2 separate regions of the Homo sapiens genome follow, and region 2 is linked to region 1. The links are chromatin loops, found by intact Hi-C in ENCODE. Cell type or tissue: OCI-LY7. All regions are shown on one strand. Each heading gives the region's core, and the rest is flanking DNA. Links, peaks and the distances in the headings are about the cores only.

Region 1 (10,600 bases), core at 1,368-9,367:
ATTGTTTTTAATTTTTGTAGAGATGGAGTTTCACCGTGTTGCCCAGGCTGGTCTCAAACTCCTGACCTCAAGTGATCTGCCTGCCTTGGCCTCCCAAAGTGCTGGGATTACAGGCATGAGTCACTGTGCCTGGCCTAAAAAAAATTTTTTTGGGATGGGGTCTTGCTCTGTTGCCCAGGCTGTTCTTTTTTTTTTTTTTTTTTTTTTTGAGACAGAGTCTCGCTGTGTTGCCCAGGCTGGAGTACAGTGGCATGATCTCAGCTCACGGCATGCTCCGCCTCCCGGGTTCATGCCGTTCTCCTGCCTCAGCCTCCGGAGTAGCTGGGACTACAGGGGCCCGCCACCACGCCCAGCTAATTTTTTCTTTTTGTTTTTAGTAGAGACGGGGTTTCACCGTGTTAGCCAGGATGGTCTTGATCTGCTGACCTTGTGAGCTGCCCGCCTCGGCCTCCCAAAGTGCTGGGATTACAGGTGTGAGCCACCACGCCCGGCCAACCAGGCCGTTCTTAAGCTCCCGGCGGTCCTCCCACTTTGGCCTTCCAAAGTGTTGAGATTACAGGCATGAGCCACTGTGCCCAGTTCCTACCGTAAATACTACTTGAGTACCTCCGATGTGCAGCATAGGACTAGGAATAAAAAATAACTCGTAGCATACCTAGTAATGCTGGGGTGAGCAGTCTAGCCAAATGTGGCCCACGTCTTGTTTTTGTAAATAAAGTTTTATTGGTACAGAGCAACGCCCAATCGTTTACTGTCTGGGTGCTTTCCTGGCAACAGGCAGCAGACACCCTTTCAAAGAAAAGCTTGCTGTCTTCAGTGGGCAGAGACAATAAGGAACTAACACCTGTGATAACAGGTGATAAGCAGTGGAGAAAAACATTTCAGGAAAGGGCGTGGCAGGGTAAGTTGCAATGTGAAAAAGGACAGGGAAGGCTGAGCTGTAAGAGAAGGGAGTGAAGGAGTTAGGGTATAGACAGGCGGGAGTGTGCAGGGTCTTCCCTGTATATCTGGAGGGAGGACCTGATTCAGGGCGAGGGGCAGAGGTGGGCCGGAGCTACTCTGGACTAGCCCATTGGCAGTGACAAAGCCTTCTGGTTCTTTGCTGTTTAAGGAACTTATATCCCTATCATGATCACATGCAGCCCCCCCGCCCCCCCCCGACTCGAACCAGGGAGGACTTCAGGTGCCCACCATACAGTTTCTAGAAGGGTCCCCAGCAACTACTGTTGCAGAGGGAAGATTGCATTGGTGGGCCAGACATGGTGGGTGAGTCACTCGGCCTCCCAAAGCATTGGGATTACAGGCGTGAGCCACCGCACCTGGCCTTAGTTTTAATTTTTAATAAATTTTTTTTGAGACAGGGTCTTGCTCTGTCTCCCAGGCTGCACGAAATCTCAGCTCACTGCAGCCTCAGCCTCCTGTGCTCGAGCAATCCTCCCACCTCAGCTTCCAGGGTAGCTGGGTTACAGGCGTGCACCACCACACCCGGTTAATTTTTTTGTATTTTTTTGTAGAGATAAGAGTCTCTATCAGCCCAGGCTGGTCTTGAACTCCTGGGCTGAAGTGATCTGCTGCCCACCTTGACCTCTGGTAGTGCTGAGATTAAAGGTGTGAGCCACCACGCCAGGCTACAGCTTGCATTTTTTTCATGGAGGTGAAATTCACGTGGCATACAATTAACCATTTGAAATGTGTATACTTTAGTGGTGTTTGGTGTATTCATCCTGTGTAATCACCAGCTATCTATGGTTTCAAAATTGAATATTTATTTATTTGAGAGAGAGTCTCACTCTGTCGCCCAGGCTGGAGTGCAGTGGCGTGATCTCGGCTCACTGCACCTTCCACCTCCTAGGTTCAAGTGATTCTCCTTCCTAAAAACCTCCCGAGTAGCTGGGACTATAGGGACACGACACCATGCCCGGCTAATTTTTGTATTTTAAATAGAGACGGAGTTTCACCATGTTGGTCAGGCTGGTCTAGAACCCCTGACCTCAGGTGATCCGCCCGCCTCTGCCTCCCAAAGTGCTGTGATTACAGGCATGAGCCACCACTCCCAGCTCTGAATTTTTGTTTTAAGCAAGGACAAATGGCATTTGGCTAGAAGCAGACACGGACTCTGACCTTGTAGTAGGTGCTTTTAGCTTCTCTGAGCTCCAGGGTTTGTAACCATAAATAATAACAATAATCATAGACCAGGCTCAATGGCTCAGGTCTGTCATCCCAGCACTTTGGGAGGCCGAGGTGGGAGGATCGCTTGAGCCCAGGAATTCTAGACCCCAGACTTCGCAACATAGTGAGATCCTGACTCTACGAAAAAGAAAAAATAAAAATGAGCTGTACATGGTGGTGCACACCTGCAGTCCCAGCTACTCAGGAGGCAAAGGTGGGGCGATTGCTTGAGCCCGGGAGGTTGAGGCTGCAGTGAGTCATGATCGCACCACCTCAGCTCCCCAGGTAGCTGGGACTATAGGCGCCTGCCACCACGCCCAGCTAATTTTTGTATTTATAGTAGAGACGGGGCGGGGGCGGGGGGTGGTTTTCGCCATGTTGGCCAGGCTGGTCTCGAACTCCTGACCTCAAGTGATCCACGATCCACCCGCCTAGGCCTCCCAAAGTGCTGGTATTATAGGTGTGAGCCATCGTGCCGGCTGTGTGTTTTAGGTTTTTTTGTTTTTGTTTTTGAGACACAGTGTCGCACTGTTGCCCAGGCTGGAGTGCAGTGGCGCGATCTTGGCTCACTGCAGCCTCTGCCTCCTGGGTTCAAGCAATTCCCCTGCCTCAGCCTCCTGAGTAGCTGGGATTACAGTTGTGTGCCACCACGCCCGGCTAATTTTGTATTATTGGTAGAGATGGGGTTTTACCATGTCTGCCAGGCTGAACTCCTGGCCTCAAGTGATCTGCCCGCCTCGTCCTCCCAAAGTGCTGGGATTATAGGTGTGAGCCACTGTGCCCAGGTGTGTGTTTTAGGTTTTGACGGTCATTGGTCTTAGCTTCTAAGGTGTCGGGTGAGATAATAACTGGGGTGAGTAGGCGGCAGCCAGTTACTTGATTTGGGGAGCCAGGTCTTGAGCTCAGCCTAGGGCGAGAGGCAGGGAGACCCCCATACCGCAGGTTGGTATGAGGGATTCCAGTCAAGTCTTTCGAGAGGCCAGTGAGCTCTGGGCCTAACTCAGTGCCCCCTGGCACCCTGAGGCTTGCATCCTTCTTGGTGAAACGGGGGGATGGCAACTGCTCGGTCCTTGGGTGTGGGTGTGAGCAGTGGGTGGGGCAGGGGGGCACTGTGGGGGCTTGGAGTATAGTCTAGAGATGGAAGGAGACCAGGCAGGATGGCCTGGCATGGGCTGTGCTTCTTCGGGGTTTATTTTAGAGCCTCTTTTGTGAGTTGCGGGATGCCTTGATCCTCTCCTCACCCTAATGTGTATCTCTTTGCGTTGGCCCTGGGAACATTGGAAATCACATTTATGGCTGGACAGGGTGGCTCATGCCTGTAATCCCAGCACTTTGGGAGGCCAAGGCAGGAGGATCGCACGAGGCCAGGAGTTTGAGACCAGCCTGGGCAACATAGTAAGACCCCATCTCTACAAAAAAGAGAAAGAAAAAAATTAGTGGGGTGTGATGGTGTGTGCCTGTGGTCCCTGCTACCCAGGAGGCTGAGGCTGGAGGATTGATTGAGCTCAGGAGTTGGAGGCTGTAGTGAGCTATGATTGAGCCACTGCACTACAGCCTGGGTGAACAGAGAGAGACCCTGTCTTTAAAAAAAAGAAAAGAGGCCGGGCACGGTGGCTCATGCCTGTAATCCCAGCACTTTGGGAGGCCAAGGCAGGAGGATTGCTTGAGGCCTGCAGTTTGAGACCAGCCTGGGCAACATCGCAAGACCTCATCTCTGCAAAAAAGAAAAAGAAAAAAATTAGCTGGGTGGCCAGGCACGGTGGCTCACGCCTGTAATCCCAGCACTTTGGGAGGATGAGGCGGGTGGATCACCTGAGGTTGGGAGTTCGAGACCAGCCTGACCAACATTGAGAAACCTCATCTTTACTAAAAATACAAAATTAGCCAGGCGTCGTGGGGTATACCTGTAATCCCAGCTACTTGGGAGGCTGAGGCAGGAGAAACACTTGAACCCGGGTGGCGGAAGGTGCGGTGAGCCGAGATCGCGCCATTGCACTCCACCCTGGGCAACAAGAGCGAAACTCCCATCTCAAAAAAAAAAAAATTTTTTTTTGCTGGGCCTGATGATGTGTGCCTGTGGTCCCAGCTACCCAAGAGGCTGAGGCTGGAGGATTGATTGAGCTCAGGAGTTGGAGGCTGCAGCGAGCTATGATCGAGCCACTGCACTGCAGCCTGGGTGAATTGAACAGAGTGAGACCCTGTCTCTAAAAAAAGAAACAACACTCGTGCAATTGGGTAATCCCAAATAGAAGTATGTCCTGGGTGGCAGGTCACAGGTGGCAGGTTCCAGCCACTGTGATATGGCAGGAAGTAAGGAAGATAGTCCCCGCCCTCAAGGAGGGAACTGTCTCTCGGGGAAGACAGAGGCATGAAATCCACAAGGAGGCTGGCAGATCTGTTTCCGAGGGGTTGTGGGTGGTCACAGGTCACTTGGGGCCTGCTTGGGTCGTGTGGCTGTTGGAGGCTTCTCTGGGGCCCAGGGAGACCCGAGGTGGGAGTGAAGGAGGAGCATTCTAGGAGGCCTGGGAGTTCGTGCCTGACGGGCCAGGCGGGAAAGGGGCAGGCTCCTGACGTGACCAGGGAGAAGTTTGTTTGTTCTGGAGAGTGAGGTGAGGGGGGTGGCACGCTGGCCTCATCGCCATAGCTGAGTGGGGATTGTGTGTCCATTTTACAGAGTGGCAGACTGAGGCACTGAGAACGGCACTGCCTTGCTGGGGATGCTGGGGGTTCCCGGCTGCCCCGCCCAGCCTGGGAGGAGGGGCTTTGGGTGCCATTGAGCCCTGTGGTGGGCAGGAGCCGTTGGCTGGCATCCGGGCCTGGGTGCTGCTGGGCGGGTTTCACAAGCCCGGGCAGGGGCCGGCCTGGGCCATTAGGCTTCCGTGCAGCCTGCGGCAGGAAGAGCTGGCGGCTGATGTAAGCTCTTGCGCAAACCCTGGCTGCTGGCTTCCGGAGCCTTCTACCCACCCGCCTGCCACAGCAAGGCGGAAGCCCGGGGCTCAGCAGGGCTTGGAGGCCCTGCTGCCCCGGCTTGGGCCGCATGGATGAACTGACTGGCCACCGAGGCCCCGGGGCCCGAGGGCTTGGCGCTGGAGTCCGGTGAGGGGGCTGGGCCTGGCTGGACTGGAGTGTTGGGGGCCGGACACGGGGTGGTGGTGATGGCGTGTGGCCCGAGGGCACCCCTTGCTGCTCTGCCCACTCCTGTCTTTGGGGCCCAAGGTGGAGGCCCTGCCCTTCTTTGCCTCAGTTTCCCCACATGTACCCCAAAGAAGATGGGTTGGATATTCTGGGATCCTGTGCCCCTGGGAGGCGGTCAGTGAGCACTTGTATACAGGCCCTTTATTGGGGAGAAGGGAGGCACTGGGGACTCAGAGGCTGGACTGGGATCTGTGAGCTCCCACAGGCTGGACCGGGGCCATCTAGGAGCCCACATCTCCTGCAAAGCCACATAACTTATCCATGCCCCCTGTAAACAGTGCTCACAACACAGGGCCTTAAAGGAGGTAGCTCTAGGGTACACACGGAATCCCTCCGCTGGGGGCTGGCCAGTGGTAGCACCCAGCTGGAGGTGCTTTGCTGCCACCTCCTGAGGGTGTTGCTGGGAGGATTTGAAATCAGCTGCACGGTGCCTGGTGCATTCCAGCTTTTAGCGAATGGGTGCCATGGCTGGTTATTGTTATTATTTATATTTTGAGTCCAGGTCTTGTTCTGTCGCCTGGATTGGAGTGCAGTGTTGTAATTGCAGTCACAGCTCACTGCAGTCTCCCAGCTCCTGGGCTCAACCCATCCTCTCGCCTCAGCCTCCAGAGACTATAGGCGAGAGCCACCTTGCCCGGCCTGTTGTCATTATTTATCATTATATTGTTTTTTTTTGAGACGGAGTCTCACTCTGTTGCCCAGGCGGGAGTGCAGTGGCACGATCTCAGCTCACTGCAACCTCCACCTCCTGGGTTCAAGTGATTCTCCTGCCTCAGCCTCCCGAGTAGCTAAAATTACAGGTGCCTGCCACCACGCCCAGCTAATTTTTTGCATTTTTTTTTTTTTTTTTTTGAGACAGAGTCTCTCTCTGTCGCCCAGGCTGGAGTGCAGTGGAGCGATCTCGGCTCACTGCAACCTCCGCCTCCGGGCTTCAAGTGATTCTCCTGCCTCAGCCTCCCGAGTAGCTAAAATTACAGGTGCCCGCCACCACGCCCAGCTAATTTTTAGCATTTTTTTTTTTTTTTTGAGACGGAGTCTCTCTCTGTCGCCCAGGCTGGAGTGCAGTGGAGCGATCTCAGCTCACTGCAACCTCCGCCTCCCAGCTTCAAGCGATTCTCCTGCCTCAGCCTCCCGTGTAGCTGGGACTACAGGTGCCCGCCACCACATCCAGCTAATTTTTTGTATTTGTCTTTTTAGTAGGGGCGGGGTTTCACCATGTTGGTGAGGCTGGTCTCTAACTCCTGACCTTGTGATTCGCCTGCCTTGGCCTCCCAGAGTGCTGGGATTATAGGCTTGAGCCACCGTGTTCGGCCTCATTATATTGTCATTGTGGTTAAACACATGCTTCCTTCCCTATCATTCCCGAAGGGAGGCATGTTTATCTCCATTTTGTTGATGTGCAAACCGAGACCTGGTAAGGGAAGCCCCGTGCGCCAGGGCCTGCATGCTTCTCTCTGACCTGTGACCCAGAGGCCTGCCAGGGTCTTCCCTTAGAGGGGATGGCGTTTGGGGCTCGTGGGACAGAGCCCCTGGGTGGCAGCTGGGAGGCACCCTGTCCGATGTGGGCCTGGCCACGTGGGGCATGGCGGGGCTGGCTGTGGCTTCCACCCAGGCCCTGCTGATTTCCATCATGTTTCTGAGCAGCAGTCTGCCCCGTGGCCCCTATTGGCAGTGACCCCGGGGTGGGGCCTGCTGTCTGGAGGGGTTGCCCTCCACGGGGCTCCCTTAGCGGCCCCCACGCCTGCCGCTCCATTCATCACGGATTCATTCCCTAAGCCACTGTGGCTCGGTGGTGCCAGCCATGGGCTGGGGGACACCCTGCAGGGCTGCATTCTGAGTCCCTGCTTTCTGGCTGTGTGACCTGGCACTTCCCATCTCTGAGCCTCACCTTCTTTTTCTGTGAAATGGGCACACGGGGCTGGCTAGGGCTGCTGTGGGAGGTGATTCTCTGGCTGGAGGGTGGGTGTCCTCTCTGGGCCTGCAGAGCTCAGCATATGAGCCCCCCGCCTGTAAGTCCCCCACCGCCTTGCCCTGTGGCCTCTGGAAGTCCCAGTGCGCCACCGACTTCAGGATTCCACCTGCAGATGGGGAGAATGGTGCCGGGCCGGATCTGGGCTGGTTGGGCGGCAGGGGTGGAAGGCCCTCCTCCGAGGGTGCGGGGTGCCCAGGGCTGAGGGTCTGCTGTGGGGGGCTTCCTGCCGTATTGTGCTTTCTCAAGCCCTGGGTCTGGTTGGGTTGATCCAGGACCATCTTGCAGCCCAGGGGTGGGGCCGGAGCAGGGGAACCCTCTTTGGTCTCCTGGCCAGCATCAGCTCCACACAGCTGGGGAGAGGCGGCGGTCTCGGGGCGGTGGGTCGGGGCGGTGGGCTGGGGCGGCGGCGCCTCCCTGGTTGTCTGCCTGACGGTCCTCCCAACTTCTCTCTGCAGGCGAGGCCTTCTTGGGCAGCTTTGTGGCCAGCGGGATGGGGCCCTCGGCCTCGTCCCATGGGAGCCCAGTGCCACTGCCCTCTGACCTGTCTTTCCGCTCCCCAACCCCTAGCAACCTGCCCATGGTGCAGCTGTGGGCCGCCCACGCCCATGAAGGTAAGGAACATGCCGGGGTCGGGGCTGAGGGCTGCTGGGCTGACGTCCCAGCCACTCTGGCCACTTCATGTGCCCCTCTGTTGTCATCGCTGAGCTGGGGCTGGTGGGTCCCAGGTCACCTGGCTTCCCTGTTGTTTCTCAAACGCTCAGGGCTTCTTCTTGTCACTGTCACAGGGCATTTGTATGAGCTGTTTCCTCTCCTTTCAGCCTGACACCCCATGCCACAGACCACCTTCCAGTCCTCCTCCGGCTCAGCTCAGAGACCCCCTCTTCCGCACCCACTTCCATCACTTGCTTGTGACGACAGATTATCTCATCATTCATGAACTACCCGCTTTCCCACCGGAGTGAGCCCTGAGTTCAGGGCCTAGTGTGATCTACTCAGCACTGTATCCCTGGTACACAGTAGGCTCATTAATAATTACAGGAGCAGGCCGGGCATGGTGGCTCACAGCTGTAATCCCAACAGTTTGGGAGGTGGAGGTGGGAAGATCACCTGAGGGCAGGAGTTCGAGACCAGCCTGGGCAACATAGCAAGACCCCATCTCCACAAAAAAAATTTCCCAGAGCGGGGGGACCTGGGGCTGTTGGGGCCTTTTCTTCTGCATTTCTGCAGCCATGCCCCTCAATGTAGGGGCTCTGCAGGCCTGGCTTCCCCGGGGTCGTGAGCAGATTCTGGATTTCTCTAGAGCCTCACTTTGATTTTCTGCCTGCAAAGGAATGGGCCTGCAGACCTCCAAGCTCCTCTGTCTTCTCTGGCTTTGACAGGTTCTGGATGTTGGGCGCTAGGTACTTCCTTCTCCCTCCTCCCTCCTTCCTCCTTCCTCCTCCCAGGTGTCCTGTAGGTGCTCGTGGTTCCTGGAAGGTTGCAGCCCTGGAGCTCCTGCTGCAGGCTTAGGGCTCTTCCGGCCCTCCCCAGCCACTCTCCCTCCACTTCCTCCTGCGGGGCCAGGTCTGACCGTCATCCCGAATCCTGCGGCTGCTGTGTTCAGCCCAGGAGGAGACAGGTTCAGCCAGAGGCGTCTCTAGTCACAGGACCCCATCCAGTCCTTACAGTACTTTGCCCATTGTACAGATGAGGTCAGCGAGTCTGCTCTTCCTGGACACTCTGGGGAAGGCATCTGAATCCAGGCACGAGGGTGCCCAGCCTGCACAGAGTGGGCCTTCTAGGCTGGGGTCGCACCTGAGCCTCCCACTTTAACCAGCCAAGGCAGATGCCAGAGGGTCTGGATGAGGAGAGCCTGCCTCTCGGGACTGTCTGCCACCAGCTCACTACCTCTCTGTCCCTGAGACTTTTCTCTTTGGCCAACAAATCCTAGTGATGACCACAAACACACAGGGTGCTTACCACAGCCCAGTGCACACTCAGCTCACTTCAGCCTCAGAGCCAGCCCTGCCCGGGGGAGGGACTGTTAGGCCCTTTTTTTTGAGACAGGGTCTTGCTCTGTCGCCCAGACTGGAGTGCAGTGGTGCAATCTCAGCTCACTGCAACCTCCGCCTCCCAGGCTCAAGCCATTCTCCCACCTCAGCCTCCTGAGTAGCTGCGACTACAGGTGCACACCATCACGCCCGGTTAACTACTGTATTCGTTTTTGGTGGAGTTGGGGTTTCACCATGTGTCCCAGGCTGGTCTTGAACTGCTAGGCTCAAGCGATCGTCCCACCTTGACCTCCCAAAGTGCTGGGATTACAGGCATGAGCCACTGTGCCCGGCCTATTAAGCCCATTAGGTCCATTTTACAGACGGGAGAGCAGAGACCTGATGCCTGTGTGGGAGAGCTGTTTTTTTATTGTTGGTTGTATTTTACTTATTTATTTATTTTTTGAAATGGAGTCTTGCTCTGTCGCCCAGGCTAGAGTATATAGTGGCACAATCTTGGCTCACTGCAACCTCTACCTCCCGGGTTCAAGCAATTCTCCTGCCTCAGCCTCCTGAGTAGCTGGGATTACAGGCGTGCGCCACCACGCCTGGCTAATTTTTGTATTTTTAGTACAGACAGGGCTTTACCATGTTGGTCAGGCTGATCTCGGTTCACTGCAACCTCTGCCTCCTGAGTTCAAGAGATCCTCCTGCCACAGCCTCCTGAGGAGCTGGGACTACAGGCGCCTGCTACCACACCCGTCTAATTTTTTGTATTTTTAGTAGAGATGGGGTTTCCCCATGTTGATCAGGCTGGTCTCGAACTCCTGACCTCGTGATCCACCCAACTCGGCCTCCCAAAATGCTGGGATTACAGGCATGAGCCACTGCTCCGGCTGGGAGTGCTGTTTGAATGATTGGATGAGAGAACAGGTATCGGGTAGCCCTTTTGTTTGTGGGTGTTGTCAATGGCATGATTATTGACAAGGCGGTGCTGGAGAGAAGACATCGGCCCAGTGGACCAGGGACAGGTCCTGCATCCCTGGCCTTAGCAGGGGCAGCTGGGTATGGGGTACCTGAGTCCCTGAGAGATCTCTAATTGGCCTGGGATCCCATAGGACTCTGGGCTTAGGCAGAGAATCAGGACCCTTACCCAGCACCCTAGCACCTGCCTGCCTCTTAGGGCTGTCATTCTGTGTGCCCTTTAAAAAAAAAAAACTATTTAAATTTTTTTTTTTTTTTTTTAAATAGAGATGGGGTCACACTATGTTTCCCAGGCTGGTCTCAAACTCCT
Region 2 (10,600 bases), core at 1,390-9,389, 66 kb after region 1:
CTTTTCTGTTGTTTCTTTTTGTCCTTCCTATTTCTCTGGTGAAATTTTCATGCATTGAAAACAAGTTTTATTTCACCTCTTTGAGGATTTCAGAATCGTTGGCTGTTCTTTCCAACATGTGGTTCATCTCAGGGTCACGTTTAGTTGGTTTTCTTTTTTCTCTCTGGAATGTGATGCATTTTCTTGGTTCTTCATTTGTCTAGTAATTTTTTTTTTTTTTTTTTAAAACAGAGTCTCGCTCTGTTGCCCAGGCTGGAGTGCAGTGGTGTGATCTCTGCTCATGGCAACCTCCGCCTCCTGGGCTCAAGTAATTCTTGTGCCTCAGCATCCCAAGTAGCTGGAATTACAGATGCATGCCACCACGCCCAGATAATTTTTGTATTTTTTGTAGAGATGGGGTTTTGCCATGTTGGCCAGGCTGGTCTCAAACTCCTCACCTCAAGTGATCTGCCCGCCTTGGCCTCCCAAAGTGCTGGGATTATAGGTGTGAGCCACTGTGAATGGCCTTGTCTAGTAATTGCGGACTGTATCTTGGACATTGTGGGGCTGAGGTTGTGGAGAGTCAGAATGCCTTTTTTTTTTTTTTTTTTTTTTTCCAGTGAATATGATCTCCTTTGTTTTAGCAGATATTTCCTTGGTGGGACTTGAAGTCCAGTTTCTTAGGTGGTATCTCTGGCCTCTGTTCAGATCACTTTTTGCTGAGCCCTGGGCTGCTTGGAGTCTATTCTGTGTATAGGTAGTTTCAGGGCCATTTAGAGACACTGGGGAGAGAGAGAGCATGGGGACCTCTCTCTGGCTCCCTTTCTAATTTTTTTTTTTTTTTTTCTAGACGGAGTCTCACTCTGTCACCCAGACTGGAGTGCAGTGGCGCGATCTCAGCTCACTGCAACCTCTGCCTCCTGGTTCAGGCAATTTCCTGCCTCAGCCTCTTGAGTAGCTGGGACTACAGTGCCCACCACCATGCCTGGCTAATTTTTGTATTTTTATCAGAGATGGTGTTTCACCATGTTGGCCAGGCTGGTCTTGAACTCCTGACCTTGTGATCTGCCCAAATTGGCCTCCCAAAGTGTTGAGATTACAGGTGTGAGCCACTGTGCCTGGCCAAATTTTTTTTTTTTTTTTTTTTTTTGAGACAGATTCTCACTCTGTGGCCCAGGCTGTAGTGCAGTGGTGCAATGTCTGCTCACTGCAGCCTCCACCTCCGGGTCCAAGTGATTCTCCTGCCTAAGCCTCCCGAGTAGCTGGGACTATAGGCACCCGCCACCATGCCCGGCTAATTTTTGTATTTTTAGCAGAGACAGGTTTCTCACCATGTTAGCCAGGATGGTCTTGAACTCCTGACCTCAGGTGATCCGCCCGCCTTGACCTCCCAAAGGGCTGGGATTACAGTTGTGAGCCACTGTGCCTGGCCACTGGCTCGCTTTCTATTCTCTTCTGTGTTGCCAGTTTCTAGACTTCTCTTTCCTGGTGCTGAGGTCAGCGGGACTCTATTTCTTTTCTATGTGGGCCCCACCTTCCCTGCTGTGTGTGCCAAGAAGACCGTGTCTAGTGCCAGGGTAGAGGGTGCAGGGAGATCTGCCTCCTGTGACTTCACTCTCTGCCTTCCACGTGAGCCTCCTCTCTGTCTACTGTCCCTCCCTGCACCATACACAATGGGCCTGTGAAGGATTACGTACGCCAGGTGTTCCAGTGGATCTCTGGGGGGACTGTTACGGGGTGGTACCTCATTCTGTCATACCCAGAGCAGAGCGCTCATGCCTGTGGCCTGCACCCACATCAGCCTCAAAAGCCCCTTGCTGCCTCCTTGCACAGTGGAAAGTTGGAAAGTCTTGTTAGCAAAAGATTAATGATCACACCTGTAATCCCAGCACTTTGGGAGGCCGAGGCAGGCAGATCACAAGGTCAGGAGTTCGAGACCAGCCTGCCTAACACGGTGAAACCCCGTCTCTACTAAAAAAAAAAAAAAAAATGCCAGGCGTGGTGGCGGGCACCTGTAGTCCCAGCTACTCAGGAGGCTGAGGCAGGAGAATGGCATGAACCCGGGAAGCGGAGCTTGCAGTGAGCCGAGATCACGCCACTGCACTCCAGCCTGGGCGACAAAGCGAGACTCCGTCTCAAGAAAAAAAAAAAAAAGTTAATTAATAGGATTATTACACTTTGCTGGTGACTTTTTCCCACTGGGCAGCCCCCGCCAGCCCCTGTTGCTGTGGCTTCATCTACCGGGGCAGTGCAGAGCAAGCCTCTCACGGCTGCCCCCCGGGGTCAGTAGGCCTGGGATTGGGCCTTGGCTTTTCGGCTCCTGTGCTGGAGGATTTAAGGCAGACCACTGGCTCTCCCTGAGGTTGTTAACGCAAGGGACTGTCATAGAGATTGCATCCCTGAGTGAAGGCACCTTGGAGCCCCTGTCCTGGGGAGCAGTGCCATCTACGCCTCACTCACACTCTTTTCCTGGACACCAGCTCTGACCTGGGGCTTGAGCTGGAGATCCCAGAGAACTCGGATCTGCTTCCCAGGGTCAGGGCAGGCTGGGATAAGCTGGGACCTGGGCATGGACAGAAATGCGAAGGTGTGGCATTGCCTGTGACAACAGAGGTGCGGCCATAGAGGACTTCCCGGGTTGTGGGGTGGGTCTCCTTCTGAAGGACTTAGCGCCGTTCCAAGGAGAGGTCGGGGGAGCTGGTGCTTTGTGCATAGGGGATGGCAGAGAGCAAAGCTTGCAGCTGGGAATGAGTGGGGATGGTGGGTGCTGGGCGAGTGCTGGGTGGCTGTGCTCAGAGGCTGTGCATTCAAGCAGCCCGGGAGCTGGGACCCAGGATCCAGGACAGAGGGAAGCAGGGCCTTGGCTGTGCAATGGGTGGGGCCTGGGGTGGGAGGAGGGCTGCTGGGGTGGCCATGTCGTGTAGAGAGGGCAGTGGGAGTGGACGATTCCTGGGACCACCCAGTTCCGACAGGCAGCACCAAGAACGGGGGAGAGAAGGCGAGCGGGGCTTGGGGATTCTCTGCGGGTTTCCCCGCCTGCCTGCCTTAGAGGGCTGCTGCCCTGCAGGTGTGGGGCCCGTCCTGCCCAGCTGCCCTGGCTTCTGGGATTTCCACAAGTCACATGGGGTTTTGGAGGAGCTCAAGGGGCCCAGGATCTTCCCATGGGGCAAGGGGCTGGGAGCAGCGTCCGGGCAGCCGAGGCGGCGTAGGGACAGGCGTAGGGACAGGCGTGGTCCCGATGAGTCTTTCTCCTCTGGGCCTCAGTTTCCTCTCCTGGAAACGGGCAGAAGCGCTGCCATTGGCGGGGAGGTCCCGCCGGGGAGGAATGGTGTCCATGTGGCTGGGTGGGAGGGAAGGGGTCCCCACGAGGCTGTGACCAGCACGCCCTCCTCCCGCGTTCAGGCACAGAGTTCGAGTACACCGACTCAGAGAGCGAGGTCAAGGTGCGCAAGCGGTCGCCTGCGGGGCTGCTGCGGCCCAAGAAGGGGCTGGGGGAGCCGGGACCCTCCCTGGCCGCACCCACGCCTGGCGCCCGCGGTCCCGACCCCAGCAGCCCAGACAAGGCCAAGCTGGCGGTGGAGAAGGGGCGCAAGGCCCGGAAGCTGCGGGGCCCCAAGGAGCCTGGCTTCGAGGCGGGGCCCGAGGCCAGCGACGACGACCTGTGGACGCGGCGCCGCAGCGAGCGCATCTTCCTGCACGACGCCTCGGCTGCTGCACCTGCGCCCGTCAGCACCGCGCCCGCCACCAAGACCAGCCGCTGCGCCAAGGGCGGCCCCCTGAGCCCGCGCAAGGACGCCGGGCGTGCAAAGGACAGGAAGGACCCCAGGAAGGTAGGGGCCGCGCTGGGAGGGGGTGCCGCAGAAGGGTCCCTGGGGTTCCGTGAGGGAGGGGCCCTCTCCCCTCCCAGCCTAGGGAAGCGGCTTCACTGTTAATAACCATGTACTCGGCTCCAGGCCCGCCCGGAGCCCCTGCTAGGACTTAGCCACAGCAGGAGCTGGGCACCTGTTCCTTTGTTTCTTAAGAGTCAACTCTTGCTCTGTCACCAGGCTGGAGCGCAGTGGCCTGATCATGGCTCACTGCAGCCTTTACCTCCTGGCCTCTAGCAGTCCTCCTGCCTCAGCCTCCCAAATAGCTGGATCTTCAGACACATGTCACTGCACCTGGCTAATTTATTGTTTGTAGAGAGGGGATCTCGCTATGTTGCCCAGGCTGATCTTGAACTCCTGACCTTTAGTGATTCTTCTGCCCCAACCTCCCAAAATGCTGAGATTACAGGCATGAGCCACCATGCTTGACCACCCGTATCTTACAGAGGTCCTTACTCTCTTTTCTCCTGTCTCAGAAGACGACTTTAAAAAGTGAATAAGATACCTGGGACCCCAAAGGAAGACAGTGATAGTGACCATAGTTATCAAAATATTGAAAAGACCCTTCTGTGATATGGTACCTATACATTCCTTTAGGGATGTATTTAATTAATAAACACATCTGCCAATGGGTCTAGTAAATACCGTACTTAAAATTTTATTATTTTATATTTTAGAGACAGAGTCTCACTCTGTCACCCAGGCTGGAGTGCAGTGCTGTGATCATGGCTCACTGCAACCTTGAACTCTTGGGCTCAAGCAGCCCTCCCACCTCAGCCTCCTGAGTAGCTGGGACTACAGGTGCATACCACCGTGCCCAGCTAATTTTTAAATTTTAAGTATAGACAAGGTCTTGCTGCATTGCCCAGGCTGGTCTCAAACTCTGTTCTCCTGCCTCAGCCTCTCAAAGTGTTGAGATTCCAGGCGTGAGCCACTGCACCCGGCTAGTGCTGTACTTCTGAAGCAGTGTAAAGGATGTTTTAAGGTCCCTGGAGTAACTATTGTGTGCTGCAAGTCTCTGTGGTTTCCGTTGCTGCAAGACTCTGTGGTTTCACCGGCGCTGCTGGTACTTTTGTGGTTTGTGGCCTCCACTCTCACCTGAAGGAAAACCCCATTTTTTTTTTAGAGGTTAAAATGTGAAAATGCAGGTGGGATTTTCTTTCCTACCCATTTACAGATTTCCTAAATTCTCTCTATGAACACCCCAGATTAAGAAAACTTGCTTTTAGACAACTTTATAATCGGGCCTGTTACCCTTTTTGCACTGGCCACTAGGAAGCTGAGGGCCAGTTGCTTCCTCCTCCTATTTGGATGCGTTCAGACTTAACAGCTAGGTTTTGACGGTATTCTGTCAAAATACCTCTCCACCCTGAGCCCTTGATATAGGAGGAACCCTCAAATAAGGGTGACATTCTAGAGAAGATCACAAAAAAGATGAGAGTCACATTGATTTCCTGACAAAGGGGTAGTAGTGAGGAAGGGGCCAGTGTAAGCACCATCCATAGGCACCTTGGATTTGTGCTCTTGTCTCCTGGTGGCAGAGGCCATCTCAGGTTTTTGAAGGCCTTGCAGGACAGGTGTCACAATTAGTCACAATAATAATAATGATTCAGCCGGGCACGGTGGCACACACCTGTAATCCCAGCACTTTGGGAGGCCAAGGTGGGTGGATCACTTGAGGTCAGGAGTTTGAGACCAGCCTGGCCAACATGACGAAATCCTGTCTCTACTAAAAAATACAAAAATTAGCCAGGCATGGTGGCGGGTGCCTGTAATCCCAGCTACTCAGGAGGCTGAGGCAGGAGAATCTCTTGAGCCCGGAAGGCGGAGGTTGCAGTGAGCTGAGATTGTGCCACTGCACTCCAGCCTGGGCGACAGAGTGAGACTCTGTCTCCAAAAATAAAATAATAATGCTACCAGGTAGCACATAGTAGGCCCAGACATGTTCTAACCCCTTCACTTCACACACTTACCATGCAGGACTGTGTGAAGTGGGTTTCTCCTATGAACCGCTCTCTATAGGTGGCTCACATATGGACAGGCACCAGACTGGCTGCGGTGGCTCACGCCTGCAATCCCAGCACTTTGAGGTGGGAGGATCCCTTGAGGCCAGGAGTTTTGAGACTGGCCTGGGCAACACAGCAAGACCCTGCCTCTACCAAAAAAAAAAAACAACAAAAAAACAATTAGCTGGGAGTGGTGGTGATCAGTGCCTATAGTCCCACCTACTCTGGAAGCTGGGGCAGGGGGATTGCTTGAGCCCAGGAGGTGAAGGCTGCAGTGAGCTATGATCATACTGCCTCACTCCAGCCTAGGCAACAGAACCCACAACTCTGTCTCAAAATAAAGAAAAAGGCTGTTTGCAGTGGCTCATTCCTGTAATCCTAGCACTTTGGGAGGCCGAGGTGGGCAGATCACCTGAGGTCAGGAGTTCAAGACCAGCCTGGTCAACATGGTGAAACTCCGTTTCTACTAAAAATAAAAAAATTAGCTGGGTGTGTTGGGGGGCACCTACCACACATTAACAGTGTCTGTTCTTGGGATGCTGAGATGTGGGGTGATTTTCCTTGGGTGTCTGAGCCTCCATTTGTCAACAATGAATCTGTTCTGTTCCAGGTTCCTGCTACAGTATCAAAAGGCAGACACTGGGTGAGCCTCTGGTATTATAGCTGGATATAATAGCTGGGTATTCAGCTGTTCAGATGCCAGGAATTGGAAACCCTGGGCCTCCAACAGAAGGAACTCTTGGGAAAGGCCCAAAGAGGCAATGTAGTCCAGTGGTTAAGGAGCCAGAACTGAAGCTAAAGCTACGTCCCCAGTGTTCAAAGCCCAACTCTATTGATCATTCCCTGCTGTAACCTTGGACAGATAGCTATCCTTTTTTTTTTTTTTTTTTTTTTTTTGAGACGGAGTCTCACTGTGTCGCCCAGGCTGAAGTGCAGTGGCACAAACTCGGCTCACTGCAACCTCCGCCTCCCAGGTTCAAGCAGTTCTCCTGCCTCAGCCTCCCAAGTAGCTGAGATTACAGGTGCCCACCACCATGCCCAGCTAATTTTTGTATTTTAGTAGAAACATGGTTTCACCATGTTGGTCAGGCTGATCTTGAACTCCTGACCTCAAATGATCTGCCCACCTCAGCCTCCCAAAGTGCTGGGATTACAGTTGTGGGCCACCGCTCCTGGCTGTATTCTGCTTTTCAGACTTAGTTCAGTCTGTGTTATATCATGTGTACTGCCACATGGGATGGGCTTTTACTTTTATTTTCTATCTTTTTTTTTTTTTTAAAGACAGAATCTGTCCTACTGCCCAGACTGGAGTACAGTGGTGAGATCTTGGCTCGCTGAAACCTCTGCCTCCCAGATTAAAGCGATTCTCTTGCCTCAGCCTCCCGAGTAGCTGGGATCACAGGCGCTCACCACCATGCTCGGCTCACTTTTGTATTTTTAGTAGAGACAAGGTTTCGCCATGTTGGCCAGTCTCGTCTCGAACTCCTGACCTCAGGTGATCGGCCCACCTCAGCCTCCCAATGTGTTGCGATTATAGGCATGAGCCACCACGCCTGGCCTTCTATCAATATTTTTATTGTATTTATTTATAAGAGACAGAGTCTTGCTCTGTTTCCCAGTCTGGAGTGCAGTGGTGATTGTAGCTGACTGCAGCCTCAAATTTCCAAGTTCGAGCAGTTTTCCTGCCTCAGTCTCCTCTGAGTAGGTGGGACCACAGTGGCACACCAACACACCTTGCTAATTTTTCTTTTAATAAGAGACGGTGGTCTCAGCCGGGCGCAATGGCTCATACCTGTAATCCCAGCACTTTGGGAGGCCGAGGCGGGTGGATCACGAGGTCAGGAGTTCGAGACCAGCCTAGCCAATATGGTGAAACCCCGCCTCTACTAAAAAAATACAAAAAAGTAGCCGGGTGTGGTGGCGGTCACCTGTAGTCCTAGCTACTCGGGAGGCCGAGGCAGAAGAATCGCTCGAACCCAGGAGGCGGAGGTTGCAGTGAGCCGAGATTGTGCCACTGCACTCCAGCCTGGGTGGCAGAGCGAGACTCTGTCTCAAAAAAAAAAAAAAGGCGGCGGCGGGGAAGGTGGTCTCACTGTGTTGCCCAGGCTGGTTTCAAACTCTTGGGCTCAAGTGATCCTCCTGCCTCGACCTCCCAAAGTGCTGGGATTACAGGTGTATACCACCACGTCTGACTAATTAAAAAAAAATTATTTTCGTGCAGATGGGGTGGGGTCTCCTTATGTTGCCCAGGATGGTCTTGAACTCCTGGGCTCAAGCAGTCCTCCTGCCTTGGCCTCCCGAAGCGTTGGGATTACAGGCGTGAGCCACCACACCTGGACATCAGTATTTTTTTTGTTTTTTGCGACAGAGTCTCACTCTTGTGGCCCAGGCTGGAGTACAGTGGTGCAACCTCAGCTCACTGCAACCTCTGCCTCCCGGGTTCAAGTGATTCTCTTGTCTCAGCCTCCAGAGTAGCTGGGATTACAGGCTCGTGCCCTCACGCCTAATTTTTGTATTTTTAGTAGAGACGGGGTTTCACCATGTTGGCTGGGCTGGTCTCGAACTCCTGGCCTCAAGTGATCCGCCTGCCTTGGCTTCCCGAAGTGCTGGGATTACAGGCGTGAGCCACCGCGCCTGGCTGTCAGTATTTTTAAATGGTTGAATGCCATCCCACTGCCTGCCTGTCTCCTGCCACTGACCCTGCTGGCGGTTGGTGGTTTGGGTGGTGATGGTGTTTTGCTGTCATAGTTACCAAAGCAGGCAGCGTCTCTGTTTTGCATACAGAACTTCTATCACGTCGGAAGTTATTTTCTTATTTACTTTATGTTTTTTTTACAAAAAAGTAGGGGAAGGCACCCAGCCGTGGGTTTTCAGATCAAAGGGAAAGAAACAGTTACTGGCTTTATCTGATTATAACAGTAATTTGGAAGATAAAGAAAAGAAAAATCCATTCAGGCCTTTTTTTTTCTGCTGTCATTTCCTTTTGTTTCCCTGTGGGTACAGCTGCAGGGACATGTACCAGGAGCTGCAGCTATCTGCTTAATGACGGATCCCAGAGATAAGGGGACAGCGCCACTAACATTCTTTCAGCGCCTAAGATGCCTCTGATTCCAGAAGGATGACTTGCATTAAAGAGTTCAGCAGCAACAAGAAAATAAAACACACAGACACACACACACACACACACACACACACACACACACACACGCACAAACACACACATATATATTTTTCCCCCCCAAAATGGGGATTAAACTGTATATTCTTTTTCCCTAGAACATACCATTTTTTGTTTCTTTTAATGCTCTCTGCTTTGACTTTCATTTTGGATATGGACGCTGTGACTTCTGTTGTTGTCTTGGTAGCATTTGACCATTGTTATCTTTATTTATTACTTTTCTACCTCTCCTGGCCTTGGCCATTTGTTTTGGTGGTTGTTGTTGTTTGTTTGTTTTTTGACACAGAGTCTCACTCTGTCGCCCAGGCTGGAGTGCAGTGGCACGATGTCGGCTCACTGTAACGTCCGTCTCCTGGTTCAAGCGATTCTCCTGCCTCAGCCTCCCGAGTAGCTGGGACTACAGGCGTGTGCCACCATGCCCAGCTACTTTTTTATATTTTTAGTAGAGATGGGGTTTCACCGTGTTAGCCAGGATGGTCTCGATCTCCTGACCTCGTGATCCGCCCGCCTCGGCCTCCCAAAGTGCTGGGATTACAGGCAGGAGCCACTGCACCTGGCCTTTTTTTTTTTTTCCTTAATTTTATTTTATTTTTGAGACGGAGTTTTGCTCTTTTTTGCCCAGGCTGGAGTGTGGTGGCGCGATCTCGGCTCACTGCAACCTCCGCCTACCGGGTGCAAGTGATGATTCTGCCTCAGCCACCCGAGTAGCTGAGATTACAGGCACCCGCCACCATGCCCAGCTAATGGCCATTTGTTTTAGACGTGTCCCTTTTAGAAAGTGTAGATTTTTTAGCTGGGCATGGCGGTACATGTCTGTAGTCCAAGCTACTTGGGAGGCTGAGGCAGGAGGATTGCTTGAGCCCAGGAGGTTGAGGCTATCAGTCAGCTGTCATTGTGCCATGGCACTCCAGCCTGGGCAACACAGCCAGACCCTGTCTCAAAAACAACAACAAAACAGAGAGTGAAAAAACGGAGGCAGCCTACAGGCCCTTCTCATCGCGGGGGTGGTTAAAGTAAGTGCATTAGGGTTTCTCCATACCTTGGCTCAATAGGCTGCTGTTAAAATGAAGCTCCTTTCATATGTATCAGTCATGTTGAGGGGAAACGTTGCAAAGCAGGACTGTTGGTAAATTCCCACTTTTTTTTTTTTAAAATACTGTGTGTGCATGGTTGTGTCTGCGTAGCCTTCATATTTACACGGTTGTGTGTGCTTGTGGAAAGTTCTAGAAGGATACACCATGCTGTTACTAGTAGCTGACTCTGTGGAGTTGGTAGGAGGGTCACTGGAGAGGAACTTGCAACATATATACACTTCAGTGGTGTCTTTTTTGGGCAGACGGGGCAACAAGTAATATATACTAGTAATAAGATAATACACGTTAAAAACAGCCTGTAATCCCAGCACTTTGGAAGGCCAAGGCGGGAGGATTGCTTGAGACCAGGAGTTTGAGACCAGCCTGGGCAACATAGCAAGACCCTGTCTCTAAAAAAATAAAAACTTAGCTGGGTGTGGTGGTGTGCACCTGTAGTCCAGCTACTCAGGAGGCTGAGGTAGGAGGATAACGTGAGCC

Evidence for each region. Peaks named below come from ENCODE experiments on the same cell type or tissue, not always from the same donor. Only the 100,000 strongest peaks of a DNase experiment are listed, where the experiment ranks them.
Region 2: a loop joins it to region 1, with 2.0 times the contacts of the local background. A loop is called at or near these places in 3 of 110 quality-filtered maps.

Annotation. Positions count from the first base shown.
Region 1 is chr7:5,391,787-5,402,386 of GRCh38, reverse strand. It overlaps TNRC18 (trinucleotide repeat containing 18), which reads left to right. Exons shown (of 30, transcript NM_001080495.3): 3 at 7,792-7,947. Among named protein-coding and RNA genes, the nearest start is that of TNRC18-AS1, 22 kb to the left of the region's middle. RefSeq lists enhancers at 462-963, 4,386-4,755. In OCI-LY7, for the core only: CTCF peaks have their summits at 5,548 and 5,747 (motif pointing left); DNase peaks (open chromatin) are centred at 4,486, 5,066 and 5,726; H3K4me3 peaks cover 1,725 bases; H3K27ac peaks cover 1,763 bases.
Region 2 is chr7:5,325,831-5,336,430 of GRCh38, reverse strand. TNRC18 (trinucleotide repeat containing 18) reads left to right here. Exons shown (of 30, transcript NM_001080495.3): 19 at 3,382-3,809. Among named protein-coding and RNA genes, the nearest start is that of SLC29A4, 48 kb to the right of the region's middle. In OCI-LY7, for the core only: no CTCF peak of the experiment used is centred there; DNase peaks (open chromatin) are centred at 4,870 and 8,580; H3K4me3 peaks cover 742 bases; H3K27ac peaks cover 1,195 bases.